3 separate regions of the Homo sapiens genome follow, and all the other regions are linked to region 3. The links are chromatin contacts, found by Hi-C in ENCODE. All regions are on one chromosome and are shown on one strand. The core of a region is the stretch at or near the end of the contact, and the rest is flanking DNA. Distances in the headings are between cores, read along the strand shown.

Evidence for each region. Hi-C counts contacts between places; a loop is a spot of excess contacts on that map. Pooled maps may share reads with other maps.
Region 1: a loop to region 3 is called in a pooled map, with 8 times the contacts of the local background. The contact joins the promoter of FAM120A here to the promoter of ANP32B in region 3. A Hi-C loop is called at or near these places in 2 of 37 single-sample maps with no recorded cell type and 8 of 50 pooled maps.
Region 2: a map with no recorded cell type shows a loop between it and region 3 (15-fold over the local background). The contact joins the promoter of SUSD3 here to the promoter of ANP32B in region 3. A Hi-C loop is called at or near these places in 2 of 37 single-sample maps with no recorded cell type and 2 of 50 pooled maps.

Annotation. Positions count from the first base shown.
Region 1 is chr9:93,449,177-93,453,786 of GRCh38, forward strand. It overlaps FAM120A (family with sequence similarity 120 member A), which reads left to right and starts at 2,509. Exons shown (of 18, transcript NM_014612.5): 1 at 2,509-3,213. The coding sequence starts at 2,740. FAM120AOS (family with sequence similarity 120 member A opposite strand) reads right to left here and starts at 4,405. Exons shown (of 3, transcript NM_198841.4): 1 at 2,971-4,405; 2 at 1,303-1,423. The coding sequence starts at 3,533. RefSeq lists enhancers at 1,989-2,538, 4,118-4,247, 4,311-4,605 and silencers at 2,119-2,648, 2,789-2,918, 3,219-3,398.
Region 2 is chr9:93,056,004-93,060,661 of GRCh38, forward strand. It overlaps SUSD3 (sushi domain containing 3), which reads left to right and starts at 2,698. Exons shown (of 5, transcript NM_145006.4): 1 at 2,698-2,827. The coding sequence starts at 2,740. RefSeq lists silencers at 2,413-2,862, 2,873-3,282 and enhancers at 2,793-3,773, 3,774-4,658.
Region 3 is chr9:97,981,573-97,986,519 of GRCh38, forward strand. It overlaps ANP32B (acidic nuclear phosphoprotein 32 family member B), which reads left to right and starts at 1,769. Exons shown (of 7, transcript NM_006401.3): 1 at 1,769-2,037. The coding sequence starts at 1,984. The region is part of intron 2 of LOC124902226 (a long non-coding RNA gene); the gene reads right to left. LOC124902225 (a long non-coding RNA gene) reads left to right here and starts at 3,864. Exons shown (of 2, transcript XR_007061685.1): 1 at 3,864-3,949. RefSeq lists silencers at 1,339-1,998, 2,149-2,238, 2,429-2,508, 2,579-2,778, 2,789-2,838 and 2 more and an enhancer at 1,639-2,521.

The DNA of each region.
Region 1 (4,610 bases), core at 1,259-3,758, 4.5 Mb before region 3:
TGTTCTCGAGTATAAGTCTAGACAAATACAGTTTCTGGAAATAACTACAAAAGCCAACATTTATTGAGCATTTGTTGTGTGGCAGGCACACAGGTTATCTGATTTAATCCTTATAACAACCTGGGAGGTTAAGTACTATTAATATGTTGATTTTACAGATGATAAAATCCAAGGTTCAATAAGGTAAATATTTTTGCAAGGGCACAGACTTATCATAAGATGGATATTGGGGGCCTGACTCCAGAACCTTAGACCTCTACAATATAATAAGGTGAAAATAAATTTATTTCCAGAATTCCAGATACTGGCACTGGCATTTTTTTTTTTTTTTTTTTTTGAGATGGAGCCTCGCTCTGTTGCCAGTCTGGAGTGCAGTGGCGTGATCACTGCAACCTCCACCTCCCAGGTTCAAGCAATTCTCCTGCCTCAGCCTCCCGAGTAGCTGGGACTACAGGTGCGCACCACCACGCTCGGCTAATTTTTGTGTTTTTAGTAGAGATGGGGTTTTACCATGTTGGCTAGGATGGTCTCCATCTCTTGACCTCGTGATCTGCCCGCCTCGGCCTCCCAACGTGCTGGGATTACAGGCGTGAGCCACCACGCCCGGCCGCACTAATGCATTTTTAAAAATTAAAAGCAAGAGTGTTTAAAGAAAAGGTAAATACACGGAATGCAATGCTACAAATGAAAATACGAGTGATTAAAAACTACTACTCCTCACCTTGTGAACCTGCCTTGGGTTATAAAAGCAAATTTGGATATTTCTGGATTTTGCTCGTTATTTAATGGCTAACTGTATTATTTCTTTTATTTATTTATTTATTTTTGAGACGGAATCTCGCTTTTTGCCCAGGCTAGAGAGTGCAGTGGTGCCATCTCCGCTGACTGCAACCTCCGCCTCCCGGGTTCAACCAATTCTCCTGCCTCAGCCTCCCAAGTAGCTGGGATTACAGGCGCACACACCACCAGGCCCGCCTAATTTTTGCATTTTTAGTAGAGACGGGGTTTCACCATGTTGGCCAGGCTGGTCTCGAACTCCTGATCTCAAATGATTCACCCGCCTCGGCCTCCCAAAATGCTGGGATTACAGGCGTGAGCCACCGCACCTGGCCTGTATTATTTTTAGATAACATGTCATCCTGGCTTTGTGACTAATTTTATGCATAGGTGAGTGGCATAACTTGTCAGCCTGCTTTTAAATGTAACTTCCTAAAATACCAGCAGCATTTAATTTATGTACGTATGATACTGGCTTGCATTTGAGGTGGGTATCAGAAAAGAAAGCAGAAAAATCCAACTTGCCTTTTTCACCGGGAGTATGGGGGCTTCTTTGGCCAAACCGTGCGCGTGCAGGCTCCATGTGCTGGGCAGCAGCTGTCCGGCCACAGCCTGTCGGTTGCATCCTGCTCCTCTACAGAGGTTTCTCCAAAAAAAGAACAAATGGAGAGATGAAGGTAAGTAAAAGCGGCACTTTAAAACTTTTAGAGTGCTGGGTTTCTAAATTTATATTCTGAAAGACATTAATCTCTTTTTGAAAATGTTTTATGCAAGCCTAATATACATACAGTATCAACCTCATTTTAGAAGCAGTTACGACAGAGCTTTGGAACAGAATTTACGTAAACGACCTCCTTCCAGAAGATGCTACTAAAGCAACAAGATTCAAATCCCTCTCCCTCAGAAGAGCTGGGAGATCCACTGCAAAGGCGCACGTTTCAGTCTAGCCATTGCGCAGTGGTAACGCAGGCTTTCCCACGCTGCAACAGACCTGTGCTCTCAAGACAGTCTCTTCCGTGACGAGCAGGCGCTTAGGGCTACCTGTACCTTCAGACATTATGGTGTGTTTGGCCATGTCATTTGTCATAGGTGTAAAAACCACAACCGAGAGCCCGAAGCTGCTGGGATGAGCACCTGCCGCGGAACTGCATTCTCGCGCTCCTTCCTGCTCTTTCCAAGAAGCCAGGCGCGGCCGGCCAGCATCCCGCTCTCCCGGACCCCGCAGTCAGTGTGGGCAGCAGGCCCAGAGTGGTGCGAGCCGACGGCGGCGTTAGAAAGGCGGCGTCCCGACGAACAGAGTGACTCGGCCTCGGCTCCCCTTCAAAGCGCCATCTTATCGCTGCTTCCCTCAGGAGCAGGCGAGCTCTTCCCCAGGACCTGCTTCGCGGCTTCCCTTCGCCCGAGAACCACCGGGCGGAGGCGGCGGCCTCTCTGGCCCTGCCGGGAACAGGGCGCAGGGGAGGGGAGCGGCGGCCGACCGGCCTGAGGCGGGCGAACGGCCTCTGGCCTCCAGGCGCTGCCTGCTCCGGCTCAGAAGCCTCCCGGATCCCGTCCCGGCCCAACTCCGGGCCTCCGCCTCCGCCGCCGCCTCCGGGAGCCCCGAGCCGCGTCCCGCCGGCGCCGCCTCTTCCGCCTGCTAGCCGGCGGGCCTGGGCGGCGTCCGCGCCGGGCGGGTCCGCTACGTCAGCGCCGCCCGCCCGCCCCGCCCCGGCCCTCAGCCTCGGCCTCGGCCTCGGCCTCGCAGCGGCGGCAGCGGCGGCGGCGGCAGGTCCCTCCCCAGACATGGCCCTGGGAGGCGGCAGCACATGGCGGCCGCGGCGGCCATGAGCGCGCCCCCGACCCGCCCCAGTCCCCCCTAGAGGCCGCCGCCCCCGCCCGCCAGCCCGCCCGCGCGCCACGGCCCCACCACCCCCGGCCCCGCCGCCCCCCGCCCGCACCCGCGCCCGCGCCCCCGCCGCCGCCATGGGCGTGCAGGGCTTCCAGGACTACATCGAGAAGCACTGCCCGAGCGCCGTGGTGCCGGTGGAGCTGCAGAAGCTGGCCCGGGGCAGCCTGGTGGGCGGCGGGCGGCAGCGGCCCCCGCAGACCCCGCTGCGCCTGCTGGTGGACGCCGACAACTGCCTGCACCGCCTCTACGGCGGCTTCTACACCGACTGGGTCAGCGGCGGCCAGTGGAACCACATGCTTGGCTACCTGGCGGCGCTGGCCAAGGCCTGCTTCGGCGGCAACATCGAGCTCTTCGTCTTCTTCAACGGCGCGCTCGAGAAGGCCCGGCTGCACGAGTGGGTCAAGCGGCAGGGCAACGAGCGCCAGACGGCACAGCAGATCGTCAGCCATGTCCAGAACAAGGGCACCCCGCCGCCAAAGGTCTGGTTCCTGCCGCCCGTCTGCATGGCCCACTGCATCCGCCTGGCGCTCATCCGCTTCCACGTCAAGGTGAGGCCGGGGATCCGGGCGGGCCGGGGACCGGGGCCGCGCCGCACCCCTATCCCCCTTCCCAGGGCGCAGAATGTCGCCCGGCCGTGGCGGCGCTGGGGGCAGCGAGTTCCCCCAGCCCTTGCCCGGGATAGCCTGGCCGGGCCGGGCTGCAAGATGGATGGCCGCGGGTGCAGGCCGCGCGCTGCCCAAGCCCGTCTCCAGCTGTCCCTGTTCGGGGTCCGCGGCCGCGTGGGGACACTTGAGGGCTGGGAGAGAGCCCCGGACCAGAATTCGGAGGCGACAGTGTCATCATCCCCAATATCCTTAGTTTTTCCCATCCTATTTGAGGCGGGCAGGCTATCACTCACCTTCAACTTTGACAAAATACTCCCTTTTCTAATTTAGCCTGTTCTTTCCCAGCAACAGGTTCATCTTGGAAGCAGGCAGGATACAGAGTAATAGAGGGGGTTTCGCCAGAGCCCTTGGGGGCTGCAAATATCAGTGCTGCTGCCGCCGCCCTTGCCAATGTTGTTAGCCCGGTGACAGCGAGACGTGTCTAAGGGCCAGTGCCCTGGCCTCTACTTCAGAACGCAGTGCCCTGTCCGTGTTCCTCTTAGTACAGGGTGTTTAGAGAATCTTTCTATGGCTTTTTGTGTTAGATTTCAAAGACCCGTGCACTTTGACAGGATGGGATTTTGTCAGTTCTGTGACTTCACGTCCGTGTGAAAGAGGTCTTTAAGGCAGTTCGGTTTTGTAGATCCCATGCGAAAGGAGTCGCTCAAAATCAGGGGGCGAACTACGCGGGCGTGAACTCGCAGGATTTATTTTTCGGGTGCACAGTAAGTATTCAGTGACCTTCAGCGGTGCCCTGACGGGTGGGTAATCAGAGCTCTATATCACCGGCCTCCTCTGGCCCTTTGGCAGAGGGCTTCGCAGCTGGCACTGGGCCAGAGGAGAACTTCAGGACCCAGCAGTGACTGTGAAGATAAGCACATCCATGATCCTGGACTTCACGTTCTGATTGCTTGCTTTTTTCATTGGTTTTCTTGAAAACAAATTTTGGGGGCCTTTTTGTTGTCTTAGCTCTTGACACTCGGTCTTCCATCTTGTCATTTGACATTTCCTTGAAACTGCTGGAGCTGAAAGTTTGTGAAATTCTGTCTTCGCGGTTGCCCCCACTGCCCGCGAGGAGATGGTGGTAGTTAAGCCTAAAATGATAGCGGAAGTCCCACCCACGATCCGGTTGCAATTGGTGAGATGGTGTTTAAGTCGTGGGTGGAGGCGGCCGGCAGAGTCCCGATTGGCCCCTGCGCCTGGCAGACACACAGCTGCCATTCCTCAGGGAAGTTCGGGTGAGAGGAAGTGCCTGCCTTTTAATTTCTGAATCGGAGCCTGGGGCGCTCAGGGAAGTAAGG
Region 2 (4,658 bases), core at 1,448-3,947, 4.9 Mb before region 3:
GTGGGCCAGTGCCGTTCTTTTCACATGCCTCAGTTTCGCCCACGTGCATGGCTAGAATAGCTGGGCTTTCTAGGAGCAAACCATTCCAAGGGCCTGGGAAAAGGTGGACAAGATGGCCCTGATCAGTGTTCAAATAGGTGACAGGCCCACCTCCAGAACCAGCCTCAGATCCCTCCCATAGCTCCTGAAGATGGCCTTTTGGCAGCAAATGGGTGTTCTGAGCCACAGCAAGGCATACAGTTCCCTGTGGAAACGACATGACAGAGGTCCTTAGGCCACCTCCAGGTCCCCTAACAGTACAAATGGAGGCCCAGCGCCACAAGCCTGAATGTCCACAACCCAACCAAGCGACAGACTGCTCAGAAAAACATGCTCTTTCCTCCTTGATCCCACCTGTCAGGGGCTGAACTGTGTCCCCCAAAATCTATATGTTTAAGTCCTAACCCTCAGTACCTCCAAATATGACCTTATTTGGAGACAAGGTCTTTACAGACTCTTCTTTTTTTTTTTTTTTTTCTTGAGATGGTGTCTTGCTCTGTTGCCCAGGCTGGAGTGCAGTGGCACAATCTCAGCTCACCACAACCTCCGCCTCCCGGGTTCAAGTGATTCTCCTGCCTCAGCTTCCCAAGTAACTGGGACTACAGGCACGCGCCACCATGCCCAGCTAATTTTTGTATTTTTAGTAGAGACAGGGTTTCACCATGTTGGCCAGGCTGGTCGCAAACTCCTGACCTTATGATCCACCTGCCTCTGCCTCCCAATGTGCTGGGATTACAGGCGTGAGCCACTGAGCCTGGCCGGTCTTTACAGACTCTTTATAGGGTCTTAAGTTAAGATGAGGACATTACGGTGGGCTCTAATCTAATATGACTGGTGTCCTTAGAAGAGAGATTTGAACACAGAGAGACACAGGGAGAGCACCATGTGTAGACAGGAGTTAAGTTGCCACCGGCCAAGGAACTGCCAGAAGCTGGATGATACAAGGAAGGCTGTTCTCCTGGAGTTTTTGGAGGGACTGCAGGCCTGCCGACACCCTGATCTCAGACTTCTGGCCTCCTGAACCATAAGACAATAAATTTCTGTTGTTCTCAGGCACCCAGTCTGGGGTACTATGTTACACAGCTCTAGGAAACACACTTCCTAAATGGCCAGGTGTTTAGCATTTGAAGGCTCCTGAAGGCCTGGGTCACAGCGTGGTGGCTTAGGGAGCTGCAGGCAGCCTGGTGTTTTCCATCCCCACCTAGCTCCACCCAGCTATTGGAGGGCTGCCCCAGACCTCCCTCCCAGCCCTGTCCATGCACCTACAGGCAGTGGCCTTCTGCCTGGTGGTGCATGGTGGGCAAAACCAGGGAAGGGACCACACAGGCCTGAGAGGTGGGCTAGGGGCCACTTGGCAAGACATTCTGGGGTCCCAGAGTGTGGTCTGGAGTGGGCACTGCTGATGGCCCTGCCCTTCCCGACATGGCAGAAAGAATACACATGCTTGATTTTGAATAAAGGAGATTGAAGTAAGCCATCGTGTGTGACCCACAAGTCCAAGTGGGAAGAACATATCAGGGGTGACGCCAACCCTGATGGCGAAAGGGGGAGGGCCCCTCACGTTTCACACTGAACCTCAGCTTTGGAGGGCTCGGAAAGCAGAGACGGGGAGGGGCTGCCCTGCTGGAACCCTGCTTCATGGTCCACCTGAACATCCACACTCTTCACGGTCACCTGCCAGGCACTCTAGAGCCAGCCTGGCCCACCTGGGCCACCTTCTGCGCTCCTGGAGGCATGCCTAAGCCAGCCGCACTGGGCTTCTGCTGCCACACATTGCCAAACCAGGGCCTTTGCACCTGCTGTTCCCTCTGCCAGGATTGCCTTTGCCAGCTCCACAGGAATAGGCATGGCTCAGGTGGTCTCCCACAAGCAGCCCAAGATCCAGGATGTCTGAGGCCTGACACCACACCCAACCCTTTGGTGGCTGCCTGGGCAGGGGGCTAAGCCTGGGTTGGGTGGGGTCAGAGGGAGAGAAAGAGCCCGGATCACAGCTCTGGGCCTGCTGCAAGTGGAGCTGGGTGGGAAGGGGAAGCCAGGAGAAGGGAGGCCTCCAGGTGTGGTGGGCCCTGCAGACAGACCCCAGGGCTTTCCATCCTGTTTCCCCCAGCCGGGGGCCCCTCAGTGAGAACCGAAGACAACAAGGGCACCCAGACCTCAGTGTGCCTCAGACGGCCTGGCCCAGTGAGAGACAGGGAAAGAAGGCTGGGTCCACACAGGACTCTGGGGGTGAGTGGGTTACGGGAGGGGCGGGCCGGGGAGGCGTTTTGCTGTTTGCCCTTTGGTACCGGCCGAATCCGGCACCCTGAGAAGGCAAAATCCTGCTCAAAAAATAAAAACACAGAAGCACATGGAAAAACCACACTAGGAGTGAAGGTGAGAACAGGAAGGGATGGGGGAAGGGTGTTGGGCAGAGGTAGCCACGCGTGCAACGCCCCGGAGTAGCAACACTTTCCGCTCAGCCGGCTGCCTTGGCCCGCTGGGTATTTGGTCTCCCCAAGGGCCCCCGCCCACAGCCCCCGGCCGGACCTCGGCCCCAGTCCAACGTGTGGGCGTGGTCTGTAAGTTGCATGGAACCGCCCCTGGGCGGGCGTGGAGGGCGGGGCCTCCCCGCCCCTCACCCAGGCCCAGGCCCAGGCCCCGCCCCCACAAGCCGGGCTCACTCCCCTGGCAGACCCCGCCAAGCGCCTCGGAGCGCGCAGGATGCGCTGGGCGGCCGCCACCCTCCGTGGCAAGGCGAGGCCCCGGGGGCGGGCCGGGGTCACCACGCCTGCCCCAGGGAACCGCACAGGTGAGGGCTGGGGCCGAGTGGCCGCGTGCGGGGCTCTGCGCCCATTTCACAGACGGGAAAGCCGAGGGGAGGGGGTCGCGGGGCCGCACAGCCGTGGGTGGGGGCCACAGCAACGATCTGCCCCGAGGACGAACCTCCTCGACCCTCCGCCGGCCCAGCAGGCGCCCTAGCGGAGCCGAAGCCTGGCAGCGAGCAGTTCGAAACCAGGCGGCTGCACGCAGCAGCCCGCGCGCCCGTTCCCGAGTGGCCGCAGCGCCTTGGTCCCGGGCGTCTGCGGACAGCGCGGCCGGCCAAGCCTCTCCACGCCGCAGGCTCCGGGCCCCTCCGCGCCCCTCCCGGGGAAGTCGAAACCGGCCTCACCTGGCGGGCGGGTGGCGCGGGGGCGGGAGGGGGGAGCCGGGAGCCCTCTCTGCGCCTGAGGGAGGTGTCATCTTCACGATTCCTTGGTGACCAGCGCAGCTCCACTTTACAGATGGAGAAACTGAGCCTGCGAGAGGGGAGTGGCTGTCCGAGGTCACCCTGTAGCCAGGCTTGGGATCGCCTCGGCTGTCTCGGAGGAGGCTCAGAGGCCTTTGGAAGGAAGAGAAGCTGCTTTTTATTTTACTTTTAAGTGTTTGAATTCAAGAATGTGCTTAAAGAGTTGTCTGCTCCCGTGCCCAAGGCTCCGGGGTTCGAATGCTGGCCTTGCTCCTTGAATGATTCTAAAGTCTAACCCTTTTAGAAACGGAACCAAACCGGAACTCTGGGTCTCAGATATCCCAAAAGCTTACTTCCGCGGCCACTGCCCACGAACGTTAGGCCTGAGGGTTCTGGGCGTCTCAGGCGTTGCGGGGCTAAGGCTCTGCGCAGGAGGAAGCTGAGGCCCGGAGTGGGGTGGGCTGGACCAGGTCACACTGTCAGCCTGCAGCCCCAGGGAACTGGCAGGAAGGTGGCAGGAGAATGGCTTCCTCTCACAGTTGGGGAAACTGCGGCTCAGGGAGCTAATTCACCGAGCAGAGGTCCGCAGCTCAGCAAAGTGGGCGCTGAGACTTGTTCCTGGCGCTGGTGGATTTGGTTTATTTAGTTTGACTCTGGCAGCCTAATGTCCAGAGTCCCTAATTTGGTGTTGGGGTGATGAGCACTTTTGCTCCTGTGTTTGAGCAAGGCCTGCCCAGGGCCTGGTACTACCTGAGGAGCCCCTTCTACTGGCACAACAGCCTGGGGGCGTGGGTGCCAGTGCCCTTTGGATAGCCTTGACTTGCCCAAGGTCAGCCCAAGGCCAGGGAGTATCTGGAGGCTCTGGCATATTTGCATACAAAAGGCTGTTTGCCTTGGAATTTGTGCTGGGAATGGAGCTTAGTCTGGCACCCTGTGCTCTTGTTCATCCTGCCTGGCCCTGGCTCTGCCTCTGACCACCATGACCACTTCCCAGGCACTGGCCCCCTTGTTGGAGTTTTGGGTTAGGATCCCCCCTGTGACCTGGGGTGAGTCGCTGTACCTCTGTGCCTCAGTTTCCCCATGTGCCCCAGTTTCCCCACTGTATACCTGCCCCCAAGCTTGTGGACAGGCCCAGTGGAGCCCAGGGAGGGTACTTGTTCTGGTGCAGGGATGATGCCATCATCTGGACTCCATCACTCCCCTGCCATGTGACCTCAGTTTCTTGCTCTGTGAAATGTGCTGTGAAGTTAGAGGCTGGGGGGTTGGGAGCCTTTGGAGAGGATTTGACACTAAAACACCACTGACCAGGAGTGGTGGCTCATGCCTCTAATCCCACACTTTGGGAGGCTGAGGTGGGCGGATTGCTTGAGTCCAGGAGCTCGAAACCAACCTGGGTAACATAGCAAGACCCCGT
Region 3 (4,947 bases), core at 519-3,018:
CATGCTGTTTGGTATTAAAAGCCCTCTGCAACTGTTCCCAACCTACAGCACCAAAGTAGCCCCCCACCATGCTATGACTCCACTCTAGCCAGACTGATGATGTAGCACAAGATGGTGGGCTGTGGAGTCAGACCTATCTGGGTGTAAATCCTAGCTCTGCTTCTTGCTGGACGTGCAGCTTAAGATTCCTGAGCTCCTCATCTGTAAAATGATTAAATTATCACCTACTTCAGAAAGTTGTCTGAGAATTAGAGAAATAATATCAAGCCCCTTAAAGCAGATCCTCAATAATCGCTTGTTGGCTCATGAAACCGATTTTTTGTTTTGTTTTGTTTTGTTTGGTAAAAGCCCTCATTGCATAGCCCTGTGGTTCTCATAACCTTAGTTACAGACCTTTTGTAACCCTGAGAACATCTGTCTCCATTTTCCCTTGTCATAAAGACGTCTGCTGAGACTACAAACGGAGTCAGGGAACTACTACCAGAAAGTTTTTCTTTTCCCATATTCCTTCTAAAACTTTCATCTTCAAATGTTAACTCACTCAGTATTTTAAAAGCTGATATATAATTGGTTTACAACTAAATTTGGGTTGTTTGCCACTAAAACTTAGGTAAAATAGGAAAGGGGGCACTTTCTTAACTTCCATAAAACTTCATGTTAATACATAGAATTTCAAGTTTTTCTTTAACAAATTGTTCTTAGTTTTTGGTGCTTCTTGTCAGTACGATCTTCTTAGATTGTATTTGATTTGACACATTATGTATTTACTTATTGTACGCTGAATATAACGTCATTCCCCGGTGTTCTGCAAAGCACAACACTCATCCCGATCTGGTGCTCTAACCCCTGGGACCCTTTGGGCCAGACCATGACAAAGGCTGCCTGCCAGGTTTCAGCGAAACTTAGACCACCAAGAATTTACACACTTCACAGGGGTGCCCTAAGGAATAAATGAGATTAAAAAAAAAAGTCTGCGGGGAAACCCTGAGGCCCTATTAGAAATGCTAATCGTTTCCTTCTCTAGCTCCTATTAAAATGTTAGAAAACCGAGGGAGACTCTCCTGAACAGGGTGGGGATGCTCGGCTGCTCTGTGGCTTAGCAAGCGACCCCAGCTGCCCTGCCAGGGCCGGTCGGCCGCGATTCCGTCCCGACGGGGGGGATCCTCGGCGGCACTACGGACGCCAGTCTGCCAAGGAGGCAGCGGGGTTCGGCCTGTTGGCCCCAGACTGTGTGGCAGGCAAAAGGTGAACGTCAAAGCCTGTCCCCGGCTTCTTCACATCTCGCGCCTCCGCGGGCGTCGGGCCGCCCCCGTGAGCCTCCCCGGATGGACTGGGTTTTAGGGACCCCCGCAGCCGGACTGCAAAGCTTCCCACCAACCCTTCCCGCGAACCTCCCAGCCCGGGCCGCAAGCCCAGCTCCGGGCGCGACGACGTGGGGCCGGAGGTAGAAGGAGTCTCAGCGCGGCGGGGGCCGGGGGGCGGGGAAGCCCCCCCACCCACGAGAAAGGTCTTACATCAGCCGCCCCACGTGCAATCGGAGAGAGGGAGGAAGTCGCTCCTCTATTCGGGCTGCGCCTTTCCCCAGCCTCCGCCCCGCCCGCCGCGAGTCTCCCCGCCCCGCCTTGGTGCAGCCGCGGCCGCCGAGCCGAGCAGCGCCGCGCGGGGCCGAGTGGAGCCGAGCAGCTGCCGCGCCGCGTCGCCGGTTTAAGCGCAGTGCAGGCCGCGGCCGGGGGCGGCGGTAGTGAGCCCAGCGCTGCGCTCCAGCCCCCTTTTCCCTCCATGGTTTCTCTCCGCTCCCGTGAGTAACTTGGCTCCGGGGGCTCCGCTCGCCTGCCCGCACGCCGCCCGCCACCCAGGACCGCGCCGCCGGCCTCCGCCGCTAGCAAACCCTTCCGACGGCCCTCGCTGCGCAAGCCGGGACGCCTCTCCCCCCTCCGCCCCCGCCGCGGAAAGTTAAGTTTGAAGAGGGGGGAAGAGGGGAACATGGACATGAAGAGGAGGATCCACCTGGAGCTGAGGAACCGGACCCCGGCAGCTGTAAGCAGAGACCCCTCTGGGTGCCCTCTCCCCCGATGACTTGCATGTAATGGTGGCCACCTGCGGGGCCCGGGCTGAGGGTTCGCCGGCCCCGGCGCGGGGAAGAGCGCAGCTCGTGGGCTCGGACGGGGAAGGCGGGCGGGCGCGGAGGGGGGAGCGAGCGCGCGAGGATTAACTCTTTGCCGCCCGCGGGCCCCTGGGGCGGCCGGGGGGAGGCAGCGGTGTGGGGGAAAGCAAACTTTGAGCGCTTCGCCCGCCGGGGTCTTTCCCCTGAGGGAGCGCGTGTGCAAGTGGCCGGCGGCGAGAGAGGGAGGCGGGGGTTGTGTAACGCTGGGAGCCATGTTTGCAGCCTCCCGGGATGCGCGGCCGGGCGGAGGCCCGGCCTGCCGAGGAGCTGCGCGGCCATCCCCGCCTGGGCCAGGCCGGGCTCCGCGCGCCCCGGGCCGGCCGGGGAAGGGGCGCGGGTGGGGCGGGACGGGGGCTCTTGTGGCCGGAGCTCGCCGTGGGCGCCGGCCCGGCCGAGGTCAGCAGTCGTGGGGCGAGGAGGGGGCTTTTTTCTTTTGAAGGGAGCGAGAAGCCCCCTCGGGCGCCTGGAGGCCTGGGCGGGCGCGGCCCGGCGCGCGGAGCGGGGGAGGGGCGGGCCAGGGCGGCGGAGGTGGCGCAACCGCCGCCCCTCCCGAGGCCAAGTTTGAAAAAAGGACGTGGTTCCCGCCATTTTTCAAGCCCAAAAATAAAACTTTCTCCCCCGTTCTCTCGCTCCCTCTTCGCCCTCGGCCTTGCCCACTCCTGCCTCCCAGGGGCAGCCCGGGTCGACCAAGGCCAACCGTTGTGGCGACGGCCTCGCCCTTCCCCCTGTGCCGCGGCGGCGGCGCCCGGGGCCCCTGCCCTTGCCCCGGGAGGCTGGCCCCTCCGTGTGGGCGGGCGGCGGCTCTTCACGCCAGCCGGGGCGCGCCACAGGCCGCCGCAGCGCCATGTTGGCGGGTGCCCGTCTCCCTGCGCCTGGTGAGCCGGCCCACGAGCTTGGCCTTGCCCGCCCGCCCTCGGCGCTGGCTGGCGGCCGCCTCTTCCCGCGCCGAGCCCTCGGTCTGTTTCCCCCCGCCCCGCCGGGGCTTGGCTCCCACTGGCGGGAGCCGCGCGCCGCGGCCGCCGCCGACTCATCCCGTCGCGGGCGCGCTGCCGACCCCCTCCCCCTTCTTAAAAGGGCAACGGCAGGCGGCCGCCCCCGCCCCGCGCCGGGCGCGCGGGATTTTGGGCGGGCTTCGGCTCGGCTCGTGGGCCGGGCGGCCTCTGGCCTCCCACGTGCTTGAGAGCGGCCTGGTGCGGTCGGCCGCGCGCCTTGCGGGCTGTAGGGGCCTGAGGGCGGCCCTCTTGCGGCGCGGCTGCGTGGGCGTGGGTCCGACCTGTGGGAATTGCCCCATTCGTCTCCCGGGTTTAGCGCGGCTGCCCGCCGTCGCGAGCCCCCCCCCCGCCGCGGACCGGCGCGGGCCAGTTAGCGCCGCGGCCGGGTGCCCCAGCGGGCCAGTGGCTTTCCCGCGGAGGGCGGCCCCGCGGGGCCTCCCGACCCGCTCTGGGCTAAGCGAGCGGCCAGGTTTCGTGCCCTCAGGTGGCTGTGGTTAACAAGTCGCGAACTTGTGGGAATTCGTCGACCAGGGTTTACCTGGTGTGCTCGACATTTTAAATCCTTGCTCTCTAGTCTTTGAGGTCACCACTAACGCGGGGCGGGCCGGGCTCCACCGCACGGCGCTGTCCTTCCCGGAGGGCCCGCGAGGGTGGGCCGCTCCGGGGGTTGCGAGATGGAGGGTCGCGGGCGTGCGTTCTTCCGACCTTCCGTCAGACATTTTGTGCCCGCCACGTGCTAGCCTATCGCCCAGCTCGCGCCTCAAAACTTGAGAGGCTTTCTTGGCTTGAGAAGGTGTTTATTCCAGACTTTTCCATTGCGGCGTAATTGCAAATCCGTAGAATATGGAGTAGCTAAAATTAGCCAAAGTGCCCGCAAGAGAAGTACACACGTGGGTCTTCAGAAATGCGTTAAAATCTAGAATTTGAATTCTTTAGGATATGCTCAAACTAAAGGTCTTTTAAAATTCTCAAGAGTAGTGTTCCCTCTGGGAAACACAGTTGGTCTGCTGTTCCCCTTAGAGGATGTTTTCATATATGAAGTAATATTGCTTTAAAAACACATGTATATCTACAGGTGTTCATTTTTCTTTTTTCTGTTTTTCTTTTTTTTTTGAGACTGAGTCTCTCTCTTGCCCAGGCTGGAGTGCAATGGCACTATCTCGGCTCACCTCAGCCTCCGCTTACCGGGTTCAAGCGATTCTCCTGCCTCAACCTCCCGCGTAGCTGGGATTACAGGCATGCGCCACCATGCTCGGCTAATTTTGTATTTTTAGTAGAGGCGGGGTTTCTCCCTGTTGTTCAGGCTGGTCTCCAACTCCTGACCTCGGGTGATCCACCCGCCTCGGCCTCCCAAAGTGCTGGGATTACAGGCGTGAGCCACCGCCCCCGGCCACCAGTTCATTTTTCAAGTAATCAGCTTAACCTTCTTGCCAGTCAGGCCAGAGCCATTTAATTCAGTTAAATTAAAACATTTTCTCTGTAATACTATCCACATTTCAAGTGCTCAGACGTGACAAGTGGCTCGTGGGTGCTGCGTTAGGCAGCACTGGCCTGCAGAATCCACTGGTTTATTAAGTAAACATTTTAAGCCTGAGAAACCATTGAGGTGGTGTGGTGCTTTTTGCACTTGGGAGAGTTGATGAGGCCTTGAGAGAGTGTTGTGGGAGCCAGCTAAGATTGTGGGGGTAGAGGAAGGTTCCCTTAGGGAGACTGAGACCAGTGGGAGTTAGGTACCCAGTTGGGCGAATAAAACTTTGACCTAAAAGTGAAGGGTTTTTCAGGAAAAAATGC